Linked DNA regions of Mus musculus: regions 1 and 3 are each linked to region 2. The links are chromatin loops, found by intact Hi-C in ENCODE. Cell type or tissue: heart. All regions are shown on one strand. Each heading gives the region's core, and the rest is flanking DNA. Links, peaks and the distances in the headings are about the cores only.

The links. A loop is a pair of places that touch in the nucleus more often than their neighbours do. Peaks named below come from ENCODE experiments on the same cell type or tissue, not always from the same donor. Only the 100,000 strongest peaks of a DNase experiment are listed, where the experiment ranks them.
Region 1: a loop joins it to region 2, with 21 times the contacts of the local background. A loop is called at or near these places in 3 of 42 quality-filtered maps.
Region 3: it touches region 2 in a loop (2.5-fold over the local background); 5 of 42 quality-filtered maps call a loop at or near these places.

What each region holds. Positions count from the first base shown.
Region 1 is chr1:93,799,775-93,809,363 of GRCm38, reverse strand. Dtymk (deoxythymidylate kinase) reads left to right here and starts at 7,430. Exons shown (of 5, transcript NM_001105667.1): 1 at 7,430-7,666; 2 at 8,454-8,562. The coding sequence starts at 7,537. It overlaps Ing5 (inhibitor of growth family, member 5), which reads right to left and starts at 5,399. Exons shown (of 8, transcript NM_025454.2): 1 at 5,325-5,399; 2 at 3,245-3,316. The coding sequence starts at 5,361. Gm22089 (a small nuclear RNA gene) reads left to right here and starts at 693; the gene lies at 693-794. In heart, for the core only: a CTCF peak has its summit at 7,445 (motif pointing right); DNase peaks (open chromatin) are centred at 3,973, 5,473 and 7,423; H3K4me3 peaks cover 5,089 bases; H3K27ac peaks cover 4,757 bases.
Region 2 is chr1:93,472,787-93,482,643 of GRCm38, reverse strand. Septin2 (septin 2) reads right to left here and starts at 3,651. Exons shown (of 13, transcript NM_010891.2): 1 at 3,576-3,651. It also overlaps a transcript of Hdlbp not described here. In heart, for the core only: a CTCF peak has its summit at 4,108; DNase peaks (open chromatin) are centred at 3,643 and 4,213; H3K4me3 peaks cover 3,825 bases; H3K27ac peaks cover 3,081 bases.
Region 3 is chr1:92,929,883-92,939,739 of GRCm38, reverse strand. Capn10 (calpain 10) reads right to left here and starts at 5,332. Exons shown (of 12, transcript NM_011796.2): 1 at 4,726-5,332; 2 at 1,664-1,795; 3 at 221-417. The coding sequence starts at 4,866. It overlaps 9430060I03Rik (RIKEN cDNA 9430060I03 gene), which reads left to right. Exons shown (of 2, transcript NR_015525.1): 2 at 4,637-6,214. In heart, for the core only: CTCF peaks have their summits at 3,577 (motif pointing right) and 4,972; DNase peaks (open chromatin) are centred at 3,939, 5,069 and 5,379; H3K4me3 peaks cover 2,026 bases; H3K27ac peaks cover 1,580 bases; H3K27me3 peaks cover 395 bases.

The DNA of each region.
Region 1 (9,589 bases), core at 1,590-9,589, 330 kb before region 2:
CTGCCCCATTCTCATTAGTTTTTAATGTGTGCATGTATGGAGTTCTCTGGAGTTCCACACCCAGACAAACAGCACTCAAATGAAGGCTGCAACAACTACTCTTCACATGAGTGCTGTCACCGGAAGTTCACCTCTATGGCAAATTTACCTGTCCTTCTAAGTCCCTGTCAAAACAAACGGAGCAAATCAAAAGGGAGGACTTCAGGATCCAAGGAACAGGGTTCTCCAAAGAGAATGTAAACAGAGATTTTCAAGAGCAGCAAAGAAAGGTGGGCAAACACACATTAATCAACAGCCTGGGAAATGGGGACCCTCCAGTGGGACCTCACTCTGACAGTCTAGGGGTTGGGCGGTGGCTGAAAGCAAAGGGCAGAAAGTGGGAAGCAAAGAAAACAAAGTTATCAGTAACTCCAAGGAAAACAGTTACTCAGAAAAATCCTGTAAGAGCCAGGCTTAGAGGTGCACAACAGCGCCAGGAGGCAGAGAGGAGAGTATCTGTGAGTTCAAGGCCAGTTTGGTCTCCAGAGTGAGTTCCAGGACAGCCAGAGCTACACAAAGTAAAACTGTCTCAAAACACAATAAGTCATGTAAGCACAACACAGGCCTGCCCTGCAAACACACCCTCTTCACCAGGGACTATAGTAGACCACACCCCGGAGACAGGGAAAGTGCTAGCGGTCCAGAACATCTTCGTGTTCACTCGGCAGCACATGTACTAAAACTGCAATGATTCAGAGAAGATTGGAGTGGCCCCTGCACAAGGACAACAAATTCATGAAGCGTTCATACTTCAAAACAAAACAAACCAGAAGACATCTTCACTGTCATAACAACACCAGTCTGGAGCTGTCTGAAAATAAGAAAAAGCAACAAGAGGATCCAGCATCCAGTGCTGGGTGACAGGCAAGTAAAGGAGCTTGCCACCAAACCTGACAACCTGAGTTCAATTCCCAGGACACATGAGGGAAAGAAAATAAACACCTTCAACAAACTGTCCTCTAAACCTCACAGAGACTGTTGGGAGCACAGGTACACATACAGACACATGTACACAAAATCATCAAATAAAATTGGAAGAAAAAGAAGCCTAGTGTGGTTGGTGGTGCGCACCTTTAATCTCAGCACTCAGGAGGCAGAGACAAGTGCATCTCTGGTGAGTTCCAGGCTAGCCTGGTCTTCACAGTGAGATCCACCAAAGACAGAAAGGAAGGAATGAAGGAATGAAGGAAGGAAGGAAGGAACAAGGGAAGGAAGGGTGAGCAACAAGAGCATGTTGCTTAGAAGTAGGGAGTTGAAAGCCTGGCAGGACAGCACTTTCTACACTCCCAGTACCTGAGAGATAGAGGAGGTAGGATTAGGCCATGCCTACACAGCAAGTTCAAGACCAACCCAGGCTAGGAGACCCCATTTGAAGGGGTGGAGGGACAGACAGTGAAAATGGCTCAGTGGTTGAAGGTATTTGCCATCAAGCCCGATGACCCAAGTTTCAATCCCTAGAAAGAACAGATTCCCAAAGTTATCCTCTGATCTGCACATATGTACACTCTGACAGAAACACATGCGTATGAGTATACAAACACACACAAATAAGTTAACTTTAAAAAAAAGTGAGCTGGCTGGGCGTGGTGGCGCACGTCTTTGATCCCAGCACTCGGGAGGCAGAGGCAGGCGGATTTCTGAGTTCGAGGCCAGCCTGGTCTATAAAGTGAGTTCCAGGACAGCCAGGGCTACACAGAGAAACCCTGTCTTGAAAAACCAAAAAAAAGAAGAAAAAAAAAAAAAAAGAAGAAAAAAAAAAGAAAAACCAATAAAATAAATTTTAAAAAATAATTAAGAAATGTTCCTAAGTATGAAAATATCAAAAGACAAAACATTACTAACTTTCTAAACATTGGTGGAATATTCCTAATCCACCAATGAAAATATGAAAATATTTTCATTTTATGTACATGTTTCGCCTGCATATATGCAGATACACTGTGTGCAAGCCTGGTAGCTGGTGAAGGACCTGGAACGACAGTTGGATGTGAAAAGCATGTGATTCCTGGTACCGGACCCTCTGAGAGAACACTTCTCCTGACTGCTGGGACATCTCTCCACCTCCCCTGAAACTGTCTGAACACTGACACGATGCCATGACGGGAGAGCCCACACCTGACCTCAGGTGAAGGCCGTTAACATGCACTTTAGCATAAGCATGATTTCACACACACACAATCAATAGCAAGGTGACAAAACTGCCTTCCAGACACACATTTTCATTTGTTTACACTTGAGTTGCACTCCCAAGATAGGTCCCTACACAGTCCAAAATTGAAAAACATAAAAACCCAAAATACTTCTGGCCCAAAGCATTTGGGATAAGGAACAATCAACTTATAAACAGTGCAGAAATAGAAAAGAACAACAAAGATGCTGACTGCAAAGGACAACAGTTGAAGAGGTAAGACAGGAACCTATGTGGGAACGGGAGAGCAGAGCAGTGGTGGACACATGAAATCCCAGCACTTGGGAGGCAGAGGCTGGTGCATCTCTGAGTCCGAGGCCAGCCTGGGCTACAGAGCGAGTTTCAGGCCAGCCAGGGCTACAAGAGATAGGCTAGGGAGATGGCTCAGAGGCAATGAGAGCATACGGACACAAGCCTGAGTCCTCTAGGACCTCAAGGACCGCACTTAAAAGCCAAGTGTGGTAGGACGTGCTTCTGCGATTCCAGTGCACTTACTGGAGATGGGCGGCAGAAACTGGAAAATCCCAGCTAGCCTGGTATATACAGCAGTGAAGATGACAAGAGACTGCCTTTCAAATAAGGTGGAAGATGAGGTCTGAACCCAAGGCTGACCCTACAAGAAACTAACCCTGAATTAAAAGTATCAGCATTGCTCCTCCTTCCCAAATACGTGGAAGGCTATGGAAGGTGCACTGAGAGTTCAAGGCCAGCCTGGGCTACAGAGTAAGACCCTGTCTCAAAACAAACAAACACAAAAATTAGGCATGATAGTGGACACCTTTAATTCCAGCATTCCAGAGGTAGAGGCAAGTGGATCCGAGTTTGGGCCTGGCCTGGCCTACACAGCCAGTACATAGCAAGAACAAAACAAACAAAAAACAAAAAAAGGACCAGCACTCCTTCCAAGACACTGTGCAATGTTAACCCTCCAATATACAAGGTCCCTTCAGGGCCCTGTGACACCCCACGCCCGCTCCTGTCTCTCTCTGGTGAAAACCCAGCCCAGGCTATACCCACCTTCTGTTCTCTGGTCTAGCTCTCGCATCAGCTGGAAGTTCCTCTGAAGTTCACAGGGAAGGTTCTCAATGCCTGAAAGAGACAAGAAAGTTGCTATACTTCTCAATAAGACAAAAACCTGCCTCCATGGATGGGAGAGAGAGATGGCTCAGCTGTTAAGAGCACTTACTGCTCTACCAGTAATCTCAAGTTCAACTCTCACCCACAAAAAAGCTCACAGCCATCTGTAACTCTAGTTTGAGGGATCCAATGCCCTCTTTCTGTCCTTGGAGAGCATTGCATACATGTGGTACACAGACACACATGTAAAACACCCATATACATAAAATATACAGGGCCTTACACCAAAGCCTACAACAGCAGGCTTCATCTATTTCTGTCCTAGTTTGGGGACCAAATGATTAAGACTTTGTAGGGGCTGGAAGGTACCAAACAGTGAGCACAACAGGCTGACAGTTTCAGAAGTGCCAAAAGCTGGAGGATGCAGAAACCTGGCCCCCAGCAGACACAGGCCGGGAAGACAGCTCAGACTCCTCCCCTGAACCACACCCTCCCTCGCCTCTATGTCACACACAGTGAACTTCATCCTCCCAAACTCAAGCCAGAACCTTAGTCCTCCTTGATCTCTCCAACTTTGTCCAGATTCCTACAATGCCAGGAGCTGCAGACCATGTGGTCTCAAGACACTGTTCTCTCGGCAAGGCCCAACATACCAGTCTCTAGTCACACACTGCTATGAGCACTGGAAAGGCAGCCATTAGCACCGAGCAGGTCCCACTGTGCAGCTCACCAGTCCCTGCGGTTCAAGTGAGCTGGCTGGCAAACCAACCCATGTGGCTTTTCTGCCCCACACTGCATCCCCTAGTACAGATACACCTCAGTCCTTAAGTTTACAGCAGGCTCCAGCTGCCTCTCTGGGTCTTTCTGCACTCAAATATCTCCACAGCCAACAAGGCCAGCAATTTAGGGCTAAATTTTATAAAACTTGCTGTTCTAAGCCTATAACTTCCTGAGCTCACCAAGACATTCCTATCTACAGCTTGACTCCAGCGACCCTGTCAGCTACTTAACCTTCTACCCTCCAGTCGCCCTCTCTACTCTCAGATAGAGAGACCTTTATCAGCAGTTTCTGGATCTATATTTACCCCATGCCTTAATCTTGGGAGCTATATATATATATGTATATATATGTGCGTGTGTGTGTGTGTGTGTACCCCAACTAATCAGTGAGTTGTAGAGAAATAGGGCTCTTGCCAACGCATGGGTGGCACAGGGCAGGTGGAGAGAGCAGAAAGGGGCCATCACACAATGTCAGCAGTGAAATGAACTCTCCTTGAACCCTCCTCAGAATGCCCACTGGATGGACATCAGAATAAAGATAGTTCACCTTGGAGTCCCACTGCCCAGGCCCAAGGAGAAAATGGGCGCCCCACTGGCTTGATCTACCTCCCTCCAAAGGGTCTCAATTCTTCCACTATAGAGTGGGAAATAATCCTCCTCCGAGTTCTTGCTGGGAGCCAATCTCACGGTCTATAAATAAACGGAGTTGCCAATTTCTGGGATGTCAAAGGTCAACCCGTTATACAGAGCATCCTCCCTTACCGGGCTGGCTCGTGATAGCACGAGTTCCCTCGAAAAAGGCACCCCACTAGCCTAGAGTTCCTTCCTACAGCTCCACAAGCAAACACAGTGGCTTTGGCTCTACAGAGGGATTTGAGCACCACAAGCCGCAGGTGAAGAAGGGGCGGGCCTCCCCGCAACCTAGACCGAAGTAGAGAGGCGGGAACAGAGGCGTGGTCAGCGTCGGGGGTGTGGCCGAAGCGGAGAAGGCGGGCTGAGCCCCAGGCCACACCCCTCCGTGACGCACCTGGAATTGGCGCGGCGGAGGCGGCGGGACCCCGCGCCGCGCCCCACGCCCTCCATCTGCGGCCCCGCCCCAGACCCGCCGTGAGCCCCCACAGTCCCCATGATCAGTCCCCATCCTCCTCCGCATCCCGGAGCCTCGCACGGATCGCGGTGGGCCGGGGGCGGCGGCGGCGGCGCGAACCCGCGCGGGCGGCGGCTCGGCCAGAGTGCTTACTGTCCAGATAGTGCTCCAAGTACATGGCAGTCGCCATCTTCGCCTCGGCCACGCTCGGGGTCTGCGCGAGCGGGCGGTGCCGCGGACTCGGGGCGGGGCGGCGCCGCGCGCTCACTATTCATGAGCCGCGTGCTCCGATTGGCCGGAAAGTGGGCGGGGCAACTCAGGGGCCACCCCTAGGCTTCCGGCCGGCTGTGGTCGCCAGGCGGCGCTGTGGGGCTTGCCCTGAGGGAACGCGGATGGGCGATGTGCTCGGTTCGCAGTTTGCAATGTGGAAGCTCTGTCTCTGGCCCAGCCGGATTCCAAGCCCTGGCAGGGGACTCCGCTTGCACGTGTGCTGGCGCCAAACCTGCCAGCCGACACCTGCCGCTCTTCCCGCGTTGTTCAGACACCCGCTGCCTGTGGTTTCTCCTGGCTGACGGGGCCTCCCGGAAGGAGACCCCCTCACAGGCATCGGTTAACTTCCATGCTCTTTGTGGCTGTCTGGTCCCGAGGGGGGCGTGCCCACGCTGGACCTCGGTTGCTTTGACTCGCACTTCGTGAAGAAGCCACGCACCCCTCGATGCCTGCAAAAATACATTTTACATTCCTACGGCAACTCTGTTACAGTTAATGAAACAATATAACTAAAATCCAGGGTTTACCAGAGTCCACTCTTGGTGGGCTCTAATATTTCTGAGAAGTATTAAGTATCCCCCTTATAGCATCCTGAAGAATATTTTTCACTGCCTTTAATTCTTTTGGTCTATTACAATAGCGCGCGCACACACACACACGCATACTTGTAACCAATAAACGTTTTAGAGTCTCTGTAGTATTGCTTTGCTAACATGCCATGTAGTTGCATTTTACAGTACACAGTCTTTTCAGACTGGCTGCATTTATCATTATACAGTTCAGGTTCCTCCATGTCCTAGTAAGTAACTGATAATTCACTTTTTACTTCAAAATTATTTCACTGTGTAATTACCAGTTTATCAGTTTGCGTGTTGGAGGACATCTTAGCTGCTTCCATATTTAGGCAAATGTGGCTAGAGCTGATACAATCATTTGTGTGCAGACATAGTTTCCAACCCATTTGGGTAAATATTGACTTCATGTTAAAAGTAGAGTGCTTTCTTGAGAAACAGCCAAGCTATCTTCCACACCGTTTTTGCCTTCTCCTCTGCACTGACAGTCTCCTTCGCTCCACGTCCTCACCAGCATGATGAAGGGTTAGAATTGTAGATTTGGGCTATTCTCGAAGAGGTGAAATTATCTTAATTCATGATTCCTAACAATATGTTTGTGTTGCACATTTTTACATATGTGTCTGGCATCTGTGTCACTTCTTTGGGTGTTAGTTCAAATGTTTGCATAAACCTTGATCTACCTCCCAAATGTTGGGTTTATAGGCTATGTCACTCACTATATCCAATTTATTCTGTGCTGGGTATGGAATCTTTGTTCATTAGGCAAAACATAACCCAGCCCAGCCTTTGACTGCGGATCCTTTTTTCTCTTCCTCTAGAGTACTGTTGTTTGGGTTTTTGAGCCTGGGTCTCACAATGTATCCCTGGCTGGCCTGAAACTATGTAAGTGGCCTCAGACTCACAGAGATTTGCCCGCCTCCTGCTCATGTATTTTCCCTGACTTTATTTTGTCTGTAAAAACACTGCTAGGGGGAAAGGAATTTAAAAGGGGGGGGGGTGGTTTCAATTCTGCCCACGCTGCAAATAAACCCATTTCCTTCCACCAACTTACACTAAAACGACAAGGAAAATTCCTGAGCGGTTCGAAAATGCTGCAGAAAGTACATCTTGGGGGTCGATGTTCCTATCCTTAACTCCTTTCAGAGCCTGATCATCACATGGCTCCTGTACGCGCGCAGGTGTGTGTGTGATAAGAAACTTTTAGAACCCTTCAGTAGCGCGCTTAGGGGCATAAAAATTTGATTCCGTTACAGGTCTCGAACTTCCACGTGACCAGAGCCTGCGCAACCACAGTCCTTAAGATTGGTGCTCTTCGGGAGCGGCGAACGGAAGTTCCGCGAGTTGGCGCTCGCTAAACTGCAGACTCCCGGGCCTAGATTACGTCACGTCCGGAAGCTGTTCCCCGCAGGCCACAGAATTCGTTTTCCAACCGGAAGAGGGCAGGGCTTCCGTGCACGCCGGGCTTCTGCTGCATCTAACATTGGCGGGAACCTGGCAAGTTGACCGGTGCTGTGCGGGCGATGGCGTCGCGTCGGGGAGCGCTCATCGTGCTGGAGGGTGTGGACCGTGCTGGCAAGACCACGCAGGGCCTCAAGCTGGTGACCGCGCTGTGCGCCTCGGGCCACAGAGCGGAGCTGCTGCGTTTCCCCGGTGCGCGGGTGGGCCTGGAGAATTCCCTCACTCTCTCTTTGGGTTGTAGTCTTAGTATCTTTAAAAGCTTTTAGAACATCTATTTATTTATTATTGTGCATGCGTGTGCTGGCTAGTCTATGTCAGTTTGACTCAAGCTACCTCAATTGAGAAAACTGGCCCCACCAGATTGGCCAGCAGACAAGCCTGGAAGACATTTTCTTCATTGGTCATTGATTTGGGAGGGCCCGGCTGGTGGAGATGGCTTAGTTAATAAAATACAGGCTGAAATGAGAGCCTGGGTTTAGTTTCCCAGGTTAAAAAAAAAAAAAACCTAGTACGGTTGCTTATCCAACCGCTGGAGAGGTGAGACGGACTCGTTCCTGGGACTTGTGAGCCAGCCAGTTCAGCCAAAACTGAGCTTCAGGTAGAAGCTCCTCTCTGAAAACACAAGGTGGAAAAGTACTGAAAAGGGAACATAAGGTTGACTTTTGGCCTTGCGCCCTGTACACTGGACACCAACCCCTGATCCTACAAATTAAGTAGGTTGGGAATTGGAACAACCACTTTGCAGGATATTTTAATTTTCAAACCAACCAGTCAAAAGTCTTACAAGTACTTTTGAAATCAAGACTTGCACGTACATTACTTCCTTTTCTCGGGGAGACTTCTTTGGCTTCAGAGATGGTCCAAAGCTGTCTGGAGGTTGAAAGTTAGGTGTAGGTGCAAGGAGAGAACTTAAGTGCAAACCCCTGTAGACTTCAGGTGAAGAGTCTGACTTCAGTCGAGTGTATCTTTGTCTTTCTAGAAAGATCAACGGAAATCGGCAAGCTTCTGAATTCCTACTTGGAAAAGAAAACGGAACTAGAGGATCACTCCGTGCACCTGCTCTTCTCTGCAAACCGCTGGGAACAAGTGTAAAGACCTGCGTCGTTGCTCCCCGGTTGTAACATGCACACTTTTGTGTGTGGCAAGGGTGCGAGCACCTGTGTGTGGCATGTGTGCAAACACCCGCACGTCGAGACCAGAGGCCAGCTTGGGAGGTTTCCTCTACCCTACCATTCGACGCCGTATTTGAGATAAAAAAATCGACGTATTTGAGATAAAAAATCGTCGTATTTGAGATAAAAAATCGCCGTATTTGAGATAAAACATCGTCGTATTTGACCATCGTATTTAACCACATCCGGCTTGTTTTGTTTTATTAAAAGGTTTTTTTTTTGATTTGGTTTTTGGTTTTGTTTTTTTGATACTAGGTTTCCCTACATAACAGTCCTGACTATCCTGGAACTTGCCTTATAGACCAGGCTGGCCTCATAAAAAATATGTATTCGTTTTTGTGTAATATAAATGGCTACCTGTATGTGCACCTCATGCATACCTGCTGCCCAAGGAAGACAACTCCTGTAACTAGAGTTACTGAGAGTTGTAAGCTGTCATGTGAGTTCTGGGAACCAAACCTGGGTCCTTGGCAAGAGCAGTAAGTGCTTTTAACTGCTGAGGCAAGGTTTGTTTTGTTTTGTTTGTTTTTGTTTTTTCGAGACAGGGTTTCTCTGTATAGCCCTGGCTGTCCTAGAACTCACTTTGTAGACCAGGCTGACTTTGAACTCAGAAATCTGCCTGCCTCTGCCTGGGATTAAAGGCGTGCACCACCACACCCGGCTTGTTTTGTTTTATTAAAAGTTTTTTTTTTTTTTTTTTGGTTTGGTTTGGTTTTTGGTTTTGTTTTTTTTTTGATACTAGGTTTCCCTACATAACAGCCCTGACTATCCTGGAACTTGCCTTATAGACCAGGCTGGCCTCATGCCTAGCTGAGATAATTTTGGGATACACTGGCCTTTGTGCTTCTGGGTCCTGTCTGTCTCCCTAAATGTCTTTCTTCCTGCTGGCTTATATCTGGGTTCTGGGGTACTAGAAATCCAAACCCCAGTCTTCCTGTTATAT
Region 2 (9,857 bases), core at 897-8,896:
GATTGTCATAAGATCATTAGGAGAGATGTTCCAAACTGGGCTAGAGCAAAAAAAAAAAAAAACTTTAGAATATAATGATTTATTTGGTAAGGTGCTACAAAAGATAGATAGCAAGTCAAAAGTTTCTTTCTAGCTGGCTGTTGTGGGGCACCATTGTAATCTTAACACTCAAAAGACAGGAGGATTGCAAACTGGAGGCCACTTGGACTACACAGGGAGACCATGTCTCAAAACTGAAAGTTTCTTTCTGAATTGTGATTGTGTGTACTGTCTGTGTCTGATACTTAGAAGAGTAAGCTCCTGATTTCATGTATGCTAGATAAGTGTACTACATATGAGTTGAATGCCAGTATTCAAAGTTTTTCCTATCCCATTTAGGAATGGAAATAGGGGGAAATAGTAAGAATAAAATAAAAAGCAAACCGGGTGTGGTAACACAGCACTGGAGGCTGAGGTACAAGGATTACAAATGTGAGCCAACTTGGATTATTATGAGTTCTGGACTAGTATAGGCAACAAAGAAACCATGTCTCAAAACACTAAAATGCACAGGAACACATTTTAGGTTTTTTGTCTTGTTTGGTTTTAAGAGTCTTTATAATAAAAACTCAACTTAAACTGGCTACCTTATTTCAGTCTCTCAAATGCTGAGATTACAGGGATACAACACTATACTTGGCTATGAACAGATACAGAATTAAAAAAAAACAAGCCCTAAAATTATCAAGTCATTTTGTTTCTCCCAAATTGGTATAATTAATTCGATTCTAAACTGGAATCCCTATGGTATGTCTCCTTTCTTTAGGTATTGTATAAAATAATGGGAAGATAAACACTTGAGAGTAAAAATGTGGAGACTTGCCTTCACTACTATTATGTCATTTATTTCTAGCCACCATGTACAGGAAATGTCATGGGTATCTTTCTACATCTCTGTATCTCCTTAGCTTACTGACCCAAGTCCACAGCCATTTTGAGGTCCTAGGTCAGTTCAGACGAAAGAAGAGTAGTTTCCAATATCAGTTTCCTTTCTTTCAATAAGTACTGAGGGTTGGAGAGATGGCTGAGCTGTTAAGAGCACTGACTGTTCTTCCAGAGATTCTTGAGTTCAATTCCCAGCAACCACATGGTGGCTCACAACCATCTGTAATGGGATCCGATGCCCTCTTCTGGTGTGTATGAAAACAGTGTACTCATATAAATAAAATAATAAATAAATAAATAATAAGCATCCTGATGCACAACACAAGCACAGATTGGAGAATACATACAATGATTCTTCAATACAGAGATTGCTAGGCTATGAATGTTACCCTATACCCAAACATAACTTGTATTCTAGTCTCAATGATTTTCTAACAATGTATTAAACATAACAAAAAGGGGTTTTAGTTTTTGTTGTTTGGGGGGTGGGGCGGGACATGTAATAAGGAACCAGAAATCTTGCATTCAGGGCAAGCACTTGACCAAGTGAACTAACTACACATCCCTAGTAATGTCAAATGTTAACTGAAAGATGAATACTGAATTTCTAAAGCACTTGGTTTTTAGTGAGAAAACCTTGTCCATTAACATACTGCTAGGTACAGATCGAAGATCAGTTAGATCCCCCATATCAAAGATATATAGTCAAACTAGAATTTTATTCTTTCACATTGCATATTTCAGATGTCAGAAGTTATTAAGTTCCTTACACTTGACCCACGGCTTCTTTATATCAGAGAGTAACACTATCACCCAATTATGAGTCAAAAGATGACTAGGTGAACAAGACCCATTTTTGCAAGTGGCATTTATAATAATGGAATACTCAAAGGACCCATCATTCATGTACACAAATTTTTACATTTGTATACATTACCCCTAATCCCCAAAGACTCCTCAGTGTAGGATCCTGAAGAGCTTTTATCCAAAGAGCCTAGACTCTCTTGCCATTTAGATTTCTTAGATTTGAAGACTGTACAAGCACATTATGCAAGACAACACTCTTAATGGAGCTTGGAGCAGCAAGCCACAAACAAAGGGAGCTTAATTACATTCACGATTGATAATAGAGGGAGGCCCCACCTCCTTTCCCTAGGCTACCCAGCAAACCCAGAAGGAGAAGCTCTTGTTCTTTACTGACCTCTGGTGCTCTGTAAAGGGGGGGGGGGGGGGGACACTAGGTGGAAAAATGATAAAAAAGGATCAGGACAACTTTTAAAACTAAAAAAATCATCCCCAAAATTAGATATAGCAGCACACACTGACAGTTTGAATGCTGGGTATTGCAAAGAATTCCTGAATGGCAACTACCAGAAAAGCCATTGAAAATAAGGAGTCTCAAATTAGAAGCATCATGAAGAAACAGCCTTTATGACCTCTTCAAAACTCCTGTTTTTCCTTATGTTAACAAGACGGATTTTAAAAATGTATCTAAGATACTAAAACAATTTTCACTACTAAGGAAAAAAAAAAAAAAACAAAAAACCTAAGTTTTTTTTCTAGACAGGGTTTCTCTGTATAGCCCTGGCTGTCCTGGAACTCACTTTGTAGACCAGTCTGGCCTCGAACTCAGAAATCCATCTGCCTCTGCCTCCCAAGTGCTGGGATTAAAGGCGTGCGCCACCACGCCCGGTTGAAAACCTAAAACTTAAATCCCTTGATAGACAGTAGGGACCCCAATATTTGACGCCAGAGAAACACTTAAACCGTCTAAAGGATATCGAATCCAGTGAGAGTCCTAACTAATAACAAGCAGCGAACAGGAACTACACAACAGATAAACATTAGACAGAGAATGTTCGAGATTAACTGCGCTCCAGACACGAGGAGTAAACTGGGTTAAAACCAGCCATAGAGACCACAACGGTCTGAACTAGAAGTTCTATGTGTTGAAAGTCTGGAAACGTAGTACAGGACAAGGCAAGGCGCCACTAACAAATGAGGCCGGAAGATACAAAAGGGCCAGGCGTGGTCTGGGCCTGCGGTCCGCTTCAGAGTTAGACTTCATGGCTTCTCAGTCAAAGGCCTCCACTCCATGCTCCCTTTCCCGTGTCACTTACAGGGCTGCAGCCCTTTGTCTAGCGTCGCACTACCTCGGGGAAGGCCACAGCAGACAAACCACTCCATAACGCTCCTGTCACTGCCTTAAATTGGGGAACTTCATTAACATCCCAGGGTGACTAGTCCTTTTCATCCCTAGGACGAAATGGCACCGTTACGTGGGAAGATGGCCCCGCAAGTGCTTCGTAGATGTGAACCTAACGCCCGACTCTCCACCACATAGTATTTGGACTGTGCGCCATAACTTCACTGGGCCCAGCCACGCCCGCCCCAATGCCCTGGACCTGGCCAGCAGGATCACCCAGATGGGGGCCGCCCGTCCAGTTGTCCTCGAAGGGACGACGCCAGCCAGGCATCCATCGCTGGAGCCCCGGACTAAGGGTGCGGCCGCCCCTCCCCCACGCGCTCACTTCCGTACCCGTTATCACCGCCTAGGCGGCCCGGGCGAGGGCAGAACTCTAGCCCTTTCTCAGGACAGCCAGCTCAACTCGAGCCCGCGCGACAGTGGGTACACATTGCCACACACTTACCCGCTCACACGCCGGAGAACGCTCGTCAGGCGAGAGCACGGACCTGCCCCGCCCAGTAGAGCGCGCGCGAACAGATGGCGTCATCGCGCCGTCCCGCCCCTTGCCAACTCCTTCCTGGGCCCCGAGTAGTCCCCTCCTCCGCGGTTGCATGCAGAGCGCAAGCGTGGACGCGATCCTGCCGTCCGCCTCTGCGCAGGCGCTGTGCCCCTCCCACGGCGGTTGGCCATATAGAGGCTGGGGGCGGGGGGAGGTCAAGCGTAGCCTCTTCTCCTTTACCAAGATGGCGTCTTGTTCCTGTTTCGCCACAGTTCCTACCTTATGAGCTTGGATTCCTCACGCTAATAAAAGAGGAGCAGGTAACGAGATTCTCCGCTTTATGGGAAACTAGAGTTGTGGGAAGGATATTTACTAAGGAGGAATAAGGTGTCCATTGAGAGCGAGAGACGACCGGGGGCGGGCAGGTGGCAGCGTGAGTGCGGAGCAGTGAAGGGGAGGGAGCCCTTTGCCTCTATCCTTTCCTCCTGGAAGATGGCGGCAGCACCGAGCTAGGAACACCGAGCCGGGATAGGCGGGCGCTTGTGACTTGCCGGCGGGCATCTCTAGCCGCCTCTGCGGCCGTCTCTATGGCGGGCTGTCGTCCCGGGATTGGCTACGTGCTGGTCACGTGGGTCTCCCCCCCCCCATGCACACCATAGAGTGGTGCCTGTCCCTGGGGACGTGGCCTTCCTGTGTGGTCGTGAGCCCATGCCCCGCGGGGGAGGGCGGAGCCGGCACGGCCCCCTACCCTCTTTCAGACTGGGGCGGGCGGAGAGATCTGCGGCATGCCCTGCTCTCTGCGACCGGCTTGAAGCTGGCTGGGAAGGTGCAGTACTGGGCTGCGGCCTGGCTCGGGTTGTCCTTCCCTTCAATCGCAGGAGGTCCCCTGGCTGGTCAGCGATCGTAAACTCCTACCTTAGGCCTTTCACCAAGGCCTTTCTATAGGAAAACACCCTAGAGTACCTCCCCAGAGAAGAAACAGCAATCGCGCAACCCTAGTGGGTGATATGCACAGTGTCGGTATTCCGAACTGTTCTGACACATGCCTTGTTGTGAGGGAGTGGTTTTTTTGTGCGTTATTACTTTGAGTAAAGTATCCCAGTGCTCGAGGCTACACTGCATATCCTGTCTGAATTAGAAGATTGGAGGGTCGACTGGGCATGTGTTTGCATACGATATAACTGAACCAAAGGAGACTGTCTTGGGTTTTATTATCTTTACAGACAAGGATAAAGCATGGGGAAAATTGGAGGGTTATAATCTTCACTTACAACTTGGCTCGCCCTTCAGCTTTGGGTTTTGCTAGTCACCTTAAGCTCTCAAACAATGACTTCACATATTTGTTGGTGTCCATTTAAAGAGCCACTTTCTTAGTAACTTTCTGAAGCCCAGTTAAACCAGTCACAAAATTTTGTTTGAAGCTAGTAGTAGCTACAAGCTAAATTTCTATTATGGAATCGGGTGTGAATAGGAAAACACTGGGTGAAACCTATTGCTTAAGCTTACGTTTTGAAGATTTAAAGTACCCATAGGCTAAATTTGTTAATTATGTTAGCTATGGGGATACTTAAAAGCAGTCATTTAATGTAGCTCTAAAAGGGGCTTTGGGCTTTTGTTTTGTTTTTAAGTGAATTACTACTTATGGATTCAAAACAACTCTTAACCTATTATGACATCTTTAAACTTAGAGATAATGGAGCATATCTTTTCCAGTCTCAGAAATAGTATTTTTGAAAACCAGTTAAGTAATTTCCAATGGCACCCAAGCTTTGTTGGTAGCGTTGGTTAGAGGCCTGCACTGCTTAGACACTTACTTCATCTTGAGAATACCCGAAAGAGGCAGACAGGTCAGAATAGACAGGGACACACACAAGCAGATCCTTATTTTTTTCCTCTCTCTCTTGTGGGCAGGCCCACTTCTCAGTGGCCAAATAGGCTTTCAAGTACATTTCTTTTAGTTTTATTTTGACCTTCTAAATGTCTAATATCAGCCTAATAACCTCATTTCTTTAACATTAAAGAGCCGAGTGCCACACATGTTAGGGATTCTGGGGGTGCAGAGATAGAAAAACATCATTTTTCCCTTTTTTCTAGCTCTTTATGATTTCCTGTAGAAGATAACACTTGCGAAAGAAAGCTTATTTTGCAGGCTAATTTGTACCATAATGAGAGTATATAAAAGAAATAGAAAATAGACTATGATTACTTACTGCAAAGCCCATAGTGGAAATATGTAAAAGAGATAGGAAGTAGACTATGATTACTTGTTGAAAATCCTTCATAAAGAATGTGATTGTAAATCAGTAATCCAGCGCTTTGTATTGTGGAGTAATCAGCACTGTGTATTGAAAGATCAGGAGGTCAGTGTCAGCTCTTCTACATAGTGAGTTCAAGGTCTGCTTGACCTACAGGATACCCTGTCTCCCCGCTCCTCCCCCAAAAATATAATGGTCCTGAAACTGGAGTTTAAAGAATGATTACAGAGTATTTCCAGGTAGAGTTGGCAGGAAGGAGTGTTGTAAACAGAAAGAGTAGGGAAGGGAAGGTATAATATTATAGCCAATGGCATACAGCAAAAGGTTGAGAATTGGACAAACATATGGTTAACTTCTTGAATGGTAGAGGGCTTAGCTGAGATTGTATGAAGATGTCTTAATGGTGTATATTCAGTACCTTCTCAGTCTGACAGGTTGGACAGGATTATGACCATTGAGATGACCTATGATACTTTGTAAGATAGATTCTTCATTGCCAATATATGTATTTAGACAAATCTCACATAAAATAAAAAGCAACCTTTGAAAAGAAACAGCTACACACCAGAAATGGTAGAAGGTATGTGTCTATAATTCCAACACTTGGGAGGCTAATCAGGTAGATGTAGAGATTCAAGGCCAGCCTGGGCTACAGAGTATAACTATGCCTCCTAATACTTAACTTGATTCTAGAAGCTCTGTTAGCTCTGATGAACAGAAAGAGATGCAACACTCTTGATGAGTCGTGGCCACACTTAGTTCTTGTCCCAGGTTCTTTGAGACAGCGAAGGTGCTATGGCACTGGCATGGTCTGGTCTCTGTTGGCTTGGTTCCTATATCTCTCTCTTTCTTCATGGCTCTTGTGCTTTTTAGTGATAGCCTGTTGCATGATTCATAATAGACTGCAGTTGGATCTCCTTTCTGTGGCTCACACTGATCAGCTTACAGATAGCAAATTTAGCAAATGTTTGGAACCATTTCTATTGTATTGAGAAACTCCAAGTGGGCTGACAAACAGTGATTATCGGCCTTCTAAATCTCTGTCTTTTGGTGTCACTGATCTATGGGTGCCTTTGCTGACTTAGGTCATCTCCACATAGTCATTCCACCCAGGGTACATTTGTATAAATGTATGTGTAAGCACAGGATAAAAAGCTGTAATTCCAGCACTTGGGCAGTTGGAGCAGGAGGATCAAAGGTTCAAGCTTTGTTACTCTCAGCTACATGTTGAGTTTTGATAAGATGGTCTTTAAAAAAAGTTATAAATAATGCTTTGGCAAACAAAACAATCTCATATTTAAGCATAGGTAGAGGCAAAATGGTTATTCTTTACATGTTATGTAATTACTTAATTGAGAAATTAGTCAAAGCTGTTGGTAACAAGATTTTAAGTAAATATCTACAAATTTAGATTTATGTTTTGTACTTTTTTTCTTTTTTCTTTTTTTTTTTTTTTTTTTGAGACAGTGTCTCTGTGTACCCTTGGCTGTCTTGGAAATCTCAGTGTAAACTAGGTTGGCCTGCTTCTATTTCCTGAGTGCTGGGACTAAAGTCATGTGCCACTATACCCAGCTTTAGATTTCTTATATGTACCAGTAATTAAGTAGAAAATAAAATACGAATAAGACATGGTGAGACACTTCTGTAATCTTAGTGCTCAAGAGTCACTGACACACACACCAAGAAAATCACTCTGATTACTCTCCATAAATAAATGTGAACATATAAATGTGCACAAACACATATGCCTACATACATGTGGATGTTAAATCTATAGCATATATGAAAAACCTAAAAACATTTTCTTCTTATAAAGTCTATGTTAGATGATTGTAGAGTAATTCTTCCATAGGTAGTAACTTGTTTTTTTTTGTTTTTTTTAAGATGTTACATTATTTTTAATTATGTATATGGTGAGAGGCCATGTTCTAGTGAGTCCAGGTGTCCAGGGAATGATCCAACAGCATTGGATTCCTCTAGAGGTGTTTGTACCCAATGTGAGTACAAAGGCAGCATGCACTCATAGCTTAAATAGCCCATTGATGTTCTCTGTGTGTGTGTATGTTAAGTTTTATATGTGTGGGTGGACTGGTTGCATTTATGTCTGTGCACCACACATGTATAGTGCCCACAGAAGCCAGAAGAAGACATTAGATCCCTAATGCTGAACTTATAGGCAGTTGTGAGCCACCATTGGGTGCTGGGAACAGAACCTGGGTCCTCTGAAAGAACAGTCTGCATTCTTAAACCACTAAACCATCTAACTCCCCCTTGATAATTTAAGTAGAACACTTTTTATTTATTCCTTGACAATTTCATTCATGTAAATCATTCATCTTGATCATCATATATATCTTCAGCTCCACCCTTCTCTATCTAGGCACTCCCCCTCCCTGCTTTGAATCCTTTCCTCTTGTTTGTTTGTTTGTTTGTTTGTTTGTTAATAATTCAGAGTCCAGTTAGTGTGGCCTGCTAGAATGTTGACTGATCTTATTCAGTTGACTTGTGTAGGTACTCATAGCTGCAGCAGGTTTGTTGGTGCAACAGCCATGTCATGTCATGAAGACAACATTTCCAGTATCTCTCCCCATTCTTCAGCTCTTACATTCTTTCTGCCCCTTTTTGTGATGTTCCCTAGGCTATTGTGGGTGGAGTAGGGCTGATATAGATGTCCCGTTTAGGGCTGAGCACTCAATAGACAATTTCAGAACTTTGATTAGTACTGAGTCTTTTCATTAACTGCTTACTACCACAAGAAAAAACTTCTGGCACTAATCTATGAGTATAAACAAATGCTTAAAAAGACAGTTTGACAAAACATTGTTTTCTTGGTTTTATTTGGTTTTTCAAGACAGGATTTTTTGTGTGACCTTGGTGGTCCTGGTACTTACACTGTAGACCAGGCTGACCTCAGACTCAGATCTGCTTGCCTCTGCCTCCTAGCATTAGTAGTTAGCTTAGCAAAGCAATAGTAGTAAGTTCTTCCCTAGAGCCTATGATCGTCGGCTCGTGACCACATTTACTTTATCAGGACTGAATTTTTCCTGTGGAACAGACCTCAGTGCATCCACGAGCAATTGGTTGCCTACATAACCTATTTGCCAGTGAAGGACTCATGCATGTATCTTCCCTGGCAGGTTGATATTATAGCATTCAGGGTTGGATGCATGCCCCTCACCCTAGTAGCCTGCGTAACACCTAGTAGTGTGAAAGCTAGTCAGCAGGAAGTTTTCAGATTACTTCCAGCTTGGTTAAATTATGTCCAGCAACCAAAATGTGAGAGCATAAATTTTTGACTTCTATATTTGTGATGGCCCCTTGAGTGTGCATTCTTCCCTTTATCAATGGTCATTGGCAAGCTTTTGCCTTGTCGGTTAAGCTATAACAAGCTCTGGAAGAAACCTGTCATACCTCTGATTTCTCAGTTGCTAAGTGATAGTGATACTGTTTCTAAGATAAGTGGAAAGATTTGCTCAAGTTTTGTTTTTGTTTTTGTTTTTTTGGTTTTTCGAGACAGGGTTTCTCTGTGTAGCCCTGGCTGTCCTGGAACTCACTTTGATTAAAGGACTTAGTAAAGTTTCTTCATTTTCTAATTTGGAAGAGCTGTCTGACTTATAATTAACCACCCATAATTCATATATTGTATTACCTGAGAGTAAGAGAAGTTTCTAGGCACACGTACCCCCCCCCCCCATTCTGGCATTTTTATGAAGAAAGATTGGTAGCTGCTTAGACTGGGTTTATCCATAATTTGATTAGTTCAGTATTTATTTAATGTTTATATTTTACTGCCTAGTACGATTTACAACTAGATCAAATAGTATAAATGTAGTTTAACGTTTTCAGTTTTCTTGTCTCTAAAATCCAATTCCACATTCTCCCCCCCAGTTCTTTTTTTTTTGGTTTTTTGAGACAGGGTTTCTGTGTGTAGCCCTGGCTGTCCTGGAACTCATTCTGTAGACCAGGCTGGCCTCGAACTCAGAAATCTGCC
Region 3 (9,857 bases), core at 818-8,817, 540 kb after region 2:
CTGTGAAGTGCTGGGAAATACGAGAAGGGAAAGAGTGGCAGGGAGGGCATACCATAGTCCTAAAACCAGTGTCATGTCAGGACCCACAGGACTGGCTGCCAGACCCTGAGGAACGCATAGGACTCTGCAGCCCAGGAGAGGTGAGATGGGCCTCATGGAGGCATCTTGGTGCTGAAGCCACCCAGCCTGGCTGACCCCGTCACTTCTATATCATACATACTTAGCATAGGCCTTTTCCAGTAAGGGAAGCCAGAACACATCCTCTCTCTGGCACCGGGAAAAGCAGAGTCTCCCGGCAAGACAAGGCAGACGATCATCTATGGTCACTTCCTCCCAGTGTCCAAACTGCCAAATCCGACAGGTGAAGAAGCCTTGGTATTTCTGGTCAGACCAGCCTGGCTGTCCTGGAGGGAAGACCTAACACACAGGAGAGGACAGACAGATAGCATGGGATCAGTATCAGTGTGTTTCTCAGCATCCCAGCAGGGCAGCCTCCACAGAAGCACTGCAGACACTTGAGGGGTCACCCAAGAGAGGGGCCACCGGAGAGCCACTGTCACCTGTATTACTCAGTGTCCTAACAATGCAGTCTTGGCAGAAGCTCTATGAGCACCTGCTAAGAGCAAAGGGCTCTGCTCTGTTAGATGTCACATCTGTATGTCCATGTCACACCAACACAAAGTCCAGATTTTCATATAAATAACTCATGTCCCCAAAGCTTATAGCCAACAACGTTTCACTGCCCCAAATAAGCATTTGACCTGAATCCAAAGCTTTGGCAGACAGGAGTAACCCAATTTTTTTTGGGGGGGGGGTTGGTTTGTATTTTGGAGATAGGGTTTCTAAGTGTAGCTTGGGCTGTTCTGGAACTCACTCTGTAGACCAGGCTGGCCTTGAACTAAGAGATCCGCCAAAGGCATGTACCACCACACCCGGCTTCCATAACCCACTGGCCTAATAGCTCTTCTTGTTTCTCAAAGCCAAGTGCCCCAAACTGGCCAGTCACTGGCCAGCTACACCCATTGCTAGCTTCTGTCAGTAGACAAGGGAAGGCTCTGGACTAGGGAGACTTGGTGTGGCACTGGCTCCAACACTCAGACACACAGGAGCTATGATGACGACAGCATTAGTGCCTTCCTTTACAGAGAAGTTAGATGCCAACAAGGCTGGACAGGGAGGGAGCAACAGTGACAAGCTTAGCCCAGGACTCAGGACAGGACAGAGTCACAAATGGGTGACCCCACCCCCACCCCCGAGTGCTGTCGCCTTAGCTGAAAACACTGAGCAATGAGCCAACCTAAAACATGCAGCACTGCATATCAGAAGACCGTTTCAGTCACCTTTTCTCTGTTGGTATTTAAAACTTACGTATGAAAAAATAAAAATAGAAAGAAATCAATCAAGTTAAAAAAAAAAATCCAAACCAGAGACACAAGATGCCTCTGCTGACCCTGTTCTACCTGCTAGGTTGGCCTGGTTTTATGTCCCACATGGGTGGGTGGCTCCGGTCTGGTGGACAGGACCCACTTGGTGTCCTAATCTTTCCCAACACCCATGCTGCACAGACAAAAATGTGCTGCAGCAGGCCCTGGTTCTGGAAGAATGTCCGGTGCTGTGCACTAGAAGTGACTGAGTGGGAAGAAGGCTAAGATGGGCTCTGTACCTGGTCCAGGAGGTGTTGACTCTTCTGAAGGGCGGCACAGGCACACAGGAACCAGCAATCTCCCAGCAGCCCTTGCTTCACCTGTCCCTCCCATGGGTTATCTGGAAACAGCTGAGGTGTGGCACAGATTTCCTGAAATCAAGCCATTCAGAGTTAGCTCACGCCTACAACTACTCTTCAAGCTAAGAACACATGAACCCAGGACAGGCTCTGGAGGCACTTTCTCATTCTCTGAGCTCCTGGCCCCAAATGGAAGGAGAAGTTACTTCTCTGTCACCCTGTCCTTCTGTCACCCTGTCCTTCAGCACTTCCTTTGCTACAGTTCTCCCATGGCAAGACCTCAATTCTGGAGGACCCTTTTAAATAAGTTTAGAAATCAGCTCTACTCTATAAATTTATGGTGACAAATATCAAATGGGTCCTTTGTACTGTAGAAAGTCTACTGTTTGTCTAGCAGGTTCAATCCTACATACCTTCTGCCTTGTCTCTCTTCTTACTCCCCTTGCCTGGACACCTCACCTACCAACCTGTCCTTCTGCTTCATAAAAGCCACTGGCCACCCACCCACCTTCTGCTACCTCTCTTTGCTACATGTTCAGGCATCCCATTCCGGAGGCAGACCACACCAGCCCGCTAGTGGGATAGAGATCTCCCATCTTTAATAGCTAGCAGCACTGTATTCCCTGCCTAGGCTCCCTTCAATGACAGCTTCTCAGAGAAATGACCAATCTTACTGCCCCTCCCTTCACTTTCAGCAAATCAATCATCCCTGACACTGCCTCAATTTCCCTCAATTTCACCTTCGAGATGTTAGATACGACAGGCATGTCCTGTCCTTCAGTAACTTTCATGGCTGTCCGTCACCCCCCCCCCACCCTCAAGGGCATGGAAGCAAGCCCCCTGTAGCTCCATGATGCCAAGGCTCCTCCGGGCCTTTCCCGTCACTGCTCGCTGCATCTCACCTGTTGCTGACTGCCTGTCGGGGTGCTCACATGCACATTTACACATTAAGGCTTAAGGTTAAGTCTCAAGTCCCTTCTTCTACTCCTTCCCTTCAGATCCTGAGTGGCTCTTCCAAGCTGGACTGTAACCGACTCTCCCACCTATCGTGCTCTTCCTGAGCTTCTGACCCATCTATCCAACAACTCCACCTGGACAAGGGAGGAAAGCCAGGCGCTGCTTAGGACCACCACCCATCTATCACTCTGGCCAGGAAGCAAGAACTCATTCTTTTTTTTTTTTTTCCAATCTATCTATATACATCATATGTGTTTGCCTGTGACACAGGGCGAATATGGAGGGCAGAGGCCAACTTACTGCAATGAGTTTTCTCTTTCCACCATGTGGGTCCCAGGGTCCACACTTAGGTCATTACCCTTGTTAGTAAATAATTTACCTTCTGCTCAGCAAGCAGCAGGGCCATTTCAATAGCCCAGGAAATCACTCTCATCCCTGCTCTGGCTTCTACTTCAAACAGCGGACCCTTCTAAAGCATTCACAACGCTGTCTACTGCAAAGCCCACCCACCCAGCTGTCAGGCTAACCTGAAAGTCAACATTGACTTCTAGCACCACTGAAAGGGCAGCCCCCATCTTGCCCTGTTCATCATCTCCCTCCCAGGAGTGAGCTGCTTCCCCATTGTTCTTCTGTCTTGTTTCCCACGGTTGCTACAATTACAAATAGATACACTCACATGGCTACAATAGAATAGTAAGTGTTGAAAAGAACAAAAAGACACTATACTGTGTCCTAGTCACCAAAGAGCAGTTCCAACAAACTCACTCCTTAATTGAGTCTCTCCTGACACCTAAAACATTTCACCTATTTGTATAGTGTGTGTGAGTGTTTTGCTTGAATCTGTGTCTAGTGTCCATGTGCCTGTAGTGCCTTCAGAGGCCAGAAGAGAGCACTGGATTCCCCTCAGACGGGACATGAGCCACTATATGAAATCCATTTTTTTTAAAAAAAAAATATTTTTATTCACTTTATAACCTAATATCAGCCCTTCCTCCCCTCCCAGTACCCCTCACGAAAGTCCTCTCCCTACTCAACATTCCTCTTCTGAGAAGGGGAAGCCCCACTCTGGGTGCCACACCTCCCCAACACACACACAATCACTACCCACCCCTGCACATCAAGTCACTGTAGGACTAGGCACATCTTCTGAAACCCCCTGTTTAAAGTAAAAACAAAACCTAAACTCCAAGGGCATGGCCAACAGGGCTCTTTCTTTCCCTTGCCTCTCAGTGTTGCTCAAGAAAGCCAGGATGCTTATCAACACCACTGTGCCAAGCAGGCAGCACAAGGCCTGGAACCCTGCCAGCTGTCACTGTTAGCACTACATGCATGTGGGACAGGCTGTCCCCCAGTAGTCTTTCTGCTGATAAGCCACGTCTAAAAAACACCAACAAAAACACTAGGCTTGAACAATCCATCCATTTAAGCTGCAACAAGGCAAAAAAAAAAAAAAAAAAAAAAAAAAAAAACCAACCAAAAAAACCAAAAAAACCAAAGCCCTCCTACCACAGCCCTTTCTGGCTATGAGGGGTAACACTGTTGTGAGTTGCATGCATGGACGCTAAAATAACAATACATAGTTCCACCTGCCTGTGCCATTTAAGGGAGCCCTGAAAAGCAGCTCCTTAGGTTTTCCCAGTTGTTAAGCACAACGCTCCCCGTGTTCTGTGCTACCTTTTGGTGTTCATACCCTAAAGCTACTAGAAGAAATGTAGAGCAAAGTGCAAAGCCAAGAAAGATTGCGCTGAATTACACCCGACAAAACTTAGGTGGTGGGATGGTGCTGGAAATACTGCTTCTAATCCCTTAATATCAAAACAGCTCCCTACTACCTGACTTTGGGTAGGAGTGTATTTTAGTAGAAACCCCAAGATAACATCTAAAAGACAAGCCTTTCGATTGCTTCTGTCCTCCTCATTTGAATTCTCAGGGCTGGCTATCACCTTTTCTGAATAGGCTTGAAGGCGAGGTCCTGCTAACCCCGGGGTCCATCTCCGTGAGAAACATATCCACAACACCCGCCCAGGCAAGAGACCCTGCTGCACCTGGGGTCGTCTCCAAGTGATGTCCTCCCGAAACTGGGCCAGAGGCGTGGACAAGTTGTAAAAGAGCGAGGAGTCCGAGGCGGGGAATGCCGCGTCCCGGAAGAGCTCCCGCGCCGGCGTCTCGGCCCGGACCGCCCGCATCTTCGGCGCCCTGGGCTCCCATCTGCGGCCCGTGGACTCGGTCGCCGCCCGGGAGCGAGTGCGCGGCCTTCACTGCAAACCGTGTTTGCTTAGCCCGGGAGACCTACTGGTGCAGAGCAGCCTAGCGCCGCAAGCTCCGTTGTCTAGGTAACCCGGCTGGAGCCAACCAGGAGCCGTGCTTGCGTCATATGACAGAGCTGCCTAATCACGCACGAGCTGCAGCGCAGAACCGTGCAGGACTGGTAGGTTCTGCTCTCGCACGAGGGCGTGGTCCCCGCGTTTCTAACTGGGCAGTGCTAGCCTGATGTCCGTATGCTTTAGTGCTCGGGACAACGCAGCTGTAGCCACTTGAAATCGAAGTCTCAGTGACCACAGGAAGCTGAAAAGTCACTTTGGTTTAGATCGCTTTGTCAATGCTATCCCAGCATGCAGCGCCGTTCCCAGCATACGTCGCTGATCACAGGCGTTGTCTACTTCCCAGCGTGCTTCGCTCCTTCCGGTGTGAGGCAGGAACTTGGCAAAGCGGTGGTTCCTCCCTGTCTTCTGAAAGAGCCAGTGAGGAAGTGGCTCAGCGAATCGCGTTGTTATCCTTCCGTCGCGGTGGTGGTTGCGTTGTTCTGGGGAGGCAGAGGTGTCACTGGGGTTGAAACTTGCCGGGGTCGGGCATTTGTCTCAAAACGATTGGGCTTCAGACGCTCTGGATCCTAAGCGGCCAGGGAATGCGGCTGGAGCATTCCTTGAAGCCTTAAATGGCCTGGCTATGGTTTTGTAGACTGGATGGTGACCAGGACGTGGACTTGCGGCTCCACGATTATTCGATGCCATGAGGAGGTCAGGGACAGGACACTCTCCTTCTGGTGCCTACTCTTCCAGGTCCCAGGAAGGACACAAATCAGCCAAGGACTGTTCTCTGTGTCTTCTCCAAATGTATTTCATCAAGACTAGAAGCTTCATAGACAGGAAGGGAGACGACGAGGCTTCACACCTTGTAGACTGCAGTTTGCCACCTATTAGGGCTGCTCTGATATTTTTTCCCTCCTCTGGGCCCCTTTTTCTCAGTCTTGGATAAAAGGTAGTCAGAGGAAATGCGGTTTGTGCAGTTAAGTAGATCAAGTACCCGTTGCCTAAAGAGGAACAACCAGGCCAAGCTTTTACCCATAACCTGCTGCTTCAGAGTCTAGACAGTTGCTCCTTCTCCCAGTGAGAGGCTGGGCTGCTCCTGCATCAGCAGCAATTACTGCTGTGGCATGACACAGTTACCTTGGCTCCACTAGGCTTCAGCGCCATGATTTGAGGTGCAAGACACTTAACTCTTTATTGAGGTTATTTAAAAAAAAAAAAAAAAAAAAAAAAGGAGTAGCCACATAGCCCAACATCTCTTTGGGATGCTTTTTCATTTAGTACTTAATTTCGACTCAGGGGACTGACTGGTGGGCTGAAAGCTGCACTATAGTTGAATCATTAAGAGCCTGGACTCGGTTTTCCAGGAAGTCTTGAGTAATTGTGACAAGTTATCCGCGACTCAAGAGTTATGCAAACTGGTTCACCCCCAGAAGTCTCATATGAGTGGTTAGCTCAGGAGAACGGCTCCTGAAGGCCGCATCCATATCCAGGGCTGGGCCACGGGCAGAGCCTGACCTCCAGAATCTGGAAGGAAAAGCTGCTTAGTGTTACCGTTGCTGTGACGAAACATCATGACCAAAGCAACTTGGGGAGGAAAGGGTTTATTCTGCTCACCTATGGCGCTTTCCATAAGGAGGGGCGCTATTTCCTGGCTCCTTTCCTGCTTTCTTATAGAACCAGGACCAGAGATGGTGCCACTTACAATGGGCTGGCCCTCCCCCATTGATCACCAATTAGGAAAATGCCTTGCAGCTGGATCTTATGGAGGCATTTTTTTTTCACTCTCTGATGACTGTGTCCAGTTGACATAAAACTAGCCAGCACAGACAGGAAGGCAGCCGGTGCTGACTAGACAGCCTAGGCCTGCAGAATGGGGGAAGACAAGCCAGTAAGTGACATCCCTCCATGGCCTCTGCATCAGCTCCTGCTTCCTGACCTGCTTGAGTTCCAGTCCTGACTTCCTTTGGTGATGAACAGCAATGTGGAAGTGTAAGCCGAATAAACCCTTTCCTCCCCAACTTGCTTCTTGGTCATGATGTTTTGTGCAAGAATAAAAACCCTGACTAAGACAGTAGCCTTGCTCTTGAAGCCAGTTTGGAAAGGGCTTTCTTTTCCCTCCCGACCCATCAACATTTCTGATCTTTGATACTAAAGTGCCAAGAAGAAACAGCAGTAGTCTAGGTGGACAGATGAAAAGGAGTATGAAGCCAGCTGGCTCTTGGCACAAGTGCTCACAAATGAGGCATTTAAAGTCTGAGCCCAAACTGGCTGTGGTGGAACACCTATAATCCCAATACCCAGGAGACAAGAGTTGAGAGGATTGTGGGGCCAGCCTGGGCCACACAGCAAGAACCTGTCTCAAAATAACAACAAAACCTTATCAGCCAGAGGTTCTTTACGCAAGGAACCCAGAAGCTGCCAGCTCATGTCACAGGACCATGTGAGAATCCTTCCCTACATTGATCCCCCCATCACACCAACTCGCAGTGGGAAGACTGAATCAGAGCACCTGCATGCCCATGGATGTCTTGGAGCCCTTTGAAACCTGAACCCTCCTTGCTGCTTCCTTTCTGAACCCTTCTTTCTGCCTGCCCTGGTTTTTTCAAGGGCATGCTCCCCTCGGGAGATCCTCTTCTGAAGCCCTGTACACCCACAAGTGAGCATTTCTCTTGACAGTCACACATTCTCATGGAGATACAGAGATGAAAACAGGGTCAGCTTTTGGGTTACCAGGCTATGCTGGAGGTAGTGATGGAGAATAAGAGGCAAACTCAGCCTTAGAGCGGAGAGAACTAAGGTGTCCTCAGTGAAGGGGCAGGTAACGCCTGCCAGAGAAGACAATGGATACAGCCAAGAGTGTAGTCTTTGGTAGACTGCCATGCTTGCTCGGGATCGCCACACAGCGTCTATACTCTTAAATAACACTGCTTTCGGGATCACCACACAGCGTCTATACTGCCATGCTTGCTCGGGATCGCCACACAGCGTCTATACTCTTAAATAACACTGCTTTCAGTTCTTTGTTTTCCGCTAAAGTCATCTAGGGATTCCGACCTCTTCCTAGCTCTGAGGTCGTAAGTCCAGAAAGGAGGGTGTGCCCCAGTTCTAGATAGTGAGACAGTAGTTGGTGTAGATGGCTTCAGTGGTTAAAGTGCTTGTTGCCGAAGTGTGCGAACCTAAATTCCATTCCTAGCATCCACATATAAACCTGGACATGATGACACATTTGTCTTAGTTGGGTTTCCATTGCTGTGAAGAGACACTATGACCACAACAACTCTCATAAAAGAAAAACATTTATTTGGGGCTGGCTAACAGTTCAGAGGTTTAGCCCCAGTTATCATCATGGTGGGAATCATAGTGCCATTGTCTTAGTCAGGGTTTCTATTCCTGCACAAACATCATGACCAAGAAGTACTTGGGGAAAAAAGGGTTTATTCAGCTTACTCCTCCACATTGCTGTTCATCACCAAAGAAAGTCAGGACTGGAACTCAAGCAGGTCAGGAAGCAGGAGCCGATGCATAGGCCATGGAGGGATGTTCTTTACTGGCTTGCTTCTCCTGGCTTGCTCAGCCTGCTCTCTTATAAAACCAAGACTACCAGCCCAGAGATGATCCCGCCCACAAGGGGCCTTTCCCCCTTAATCATTAATTAAGAAAATGCCTTACAGCTGCATCTCATGGAGGCATTTCCCCAACTGAAGCTCCTTTCTCTGTGATAACTTCAGCTGTGTCAAGTTGACACACAAAACCAGCCAGTACAGGCATGTAGACAGACATGGTGCTGGAGAGGTACCAGAGATTTCTACATCTGGATCCACAGGCAGCATGAAGGGAATGAGAGACTGGGCCTAGTTTGAGCATCTGAAATCTCAAAGCTCACCCCTAGTTACATACTTTCTCCAATGAGGCCACACCTACACCAACAAGGCCTAATAGTGTGCCACTCCTTTATGGGCCTATAGGGGCTATTTTTATTCAAACTACCACAATGCTCTTATAATAATCTCTGTGCTGGAGAGACATGGATTAGGACCCATGCTTTATGCTAACCCAGCCTAATCTAAAGCACCAAGCCTCATATCCCAGTAAGAGACTAGGTCTCAAACAAGGTACAATATGCCTTGACCTGTTTCCTAACAACTTCACTGCCCACTCACAGAGCCCAGGGCCAGTCACATGCTTTGTATCACATTTCTCAATCCTCAAAACTGTCTCATGGGTACTAAAATGGAGTTGTAGATGAAAAGGCACTTGGGCATGCTCACACAGTGCAGCCTGAAATTGGCCAAGACCTTCCTGGTGTGGTGTGCAGAAAATACAAGGTAGGTATTCCATCCAAGTCTCCAAGTGCCAACATGTGCAGTTGGAGCACTTCCAACTGCTGAAGTCAGCTTGTAATCACGTGGTGCCATGCCAGAAGACAAAGACCAAGGTACTGAAAATCTGGTGCAGACAATCATAGTGCTAAGTGACCTGGCTGATCAGGCAAAATCACCTCAATTTGGAGCCCACTGGGGATATATTCACTTTAGATGGAATTGTTCTGTTGAAAATGTTGGGCTCTTTGGATATATGCAGGCATTCTGCTTGCATCATCTACAACGTAACAACCAACATTGTGGGGCTTCCTCTGGTTGGGGACTGGGAGCAGGCCATTTGTGGTTCTGATTTCAGGTCTTTCGGAACATAAGGTTAAAATGTGAGACTAGAGCTGAACACATCTGCATGCTTGCTTGGGGCTGGGGGATCCACTCCACATTCACATCCACTCCACATCCTGACTTCCTCACGATGTGGCCTCCAAAGTTCAGCTTTGCACAGGCTGGTTATATGAGGGCAGGTTGTTGCCAGAGGAAACATCACGA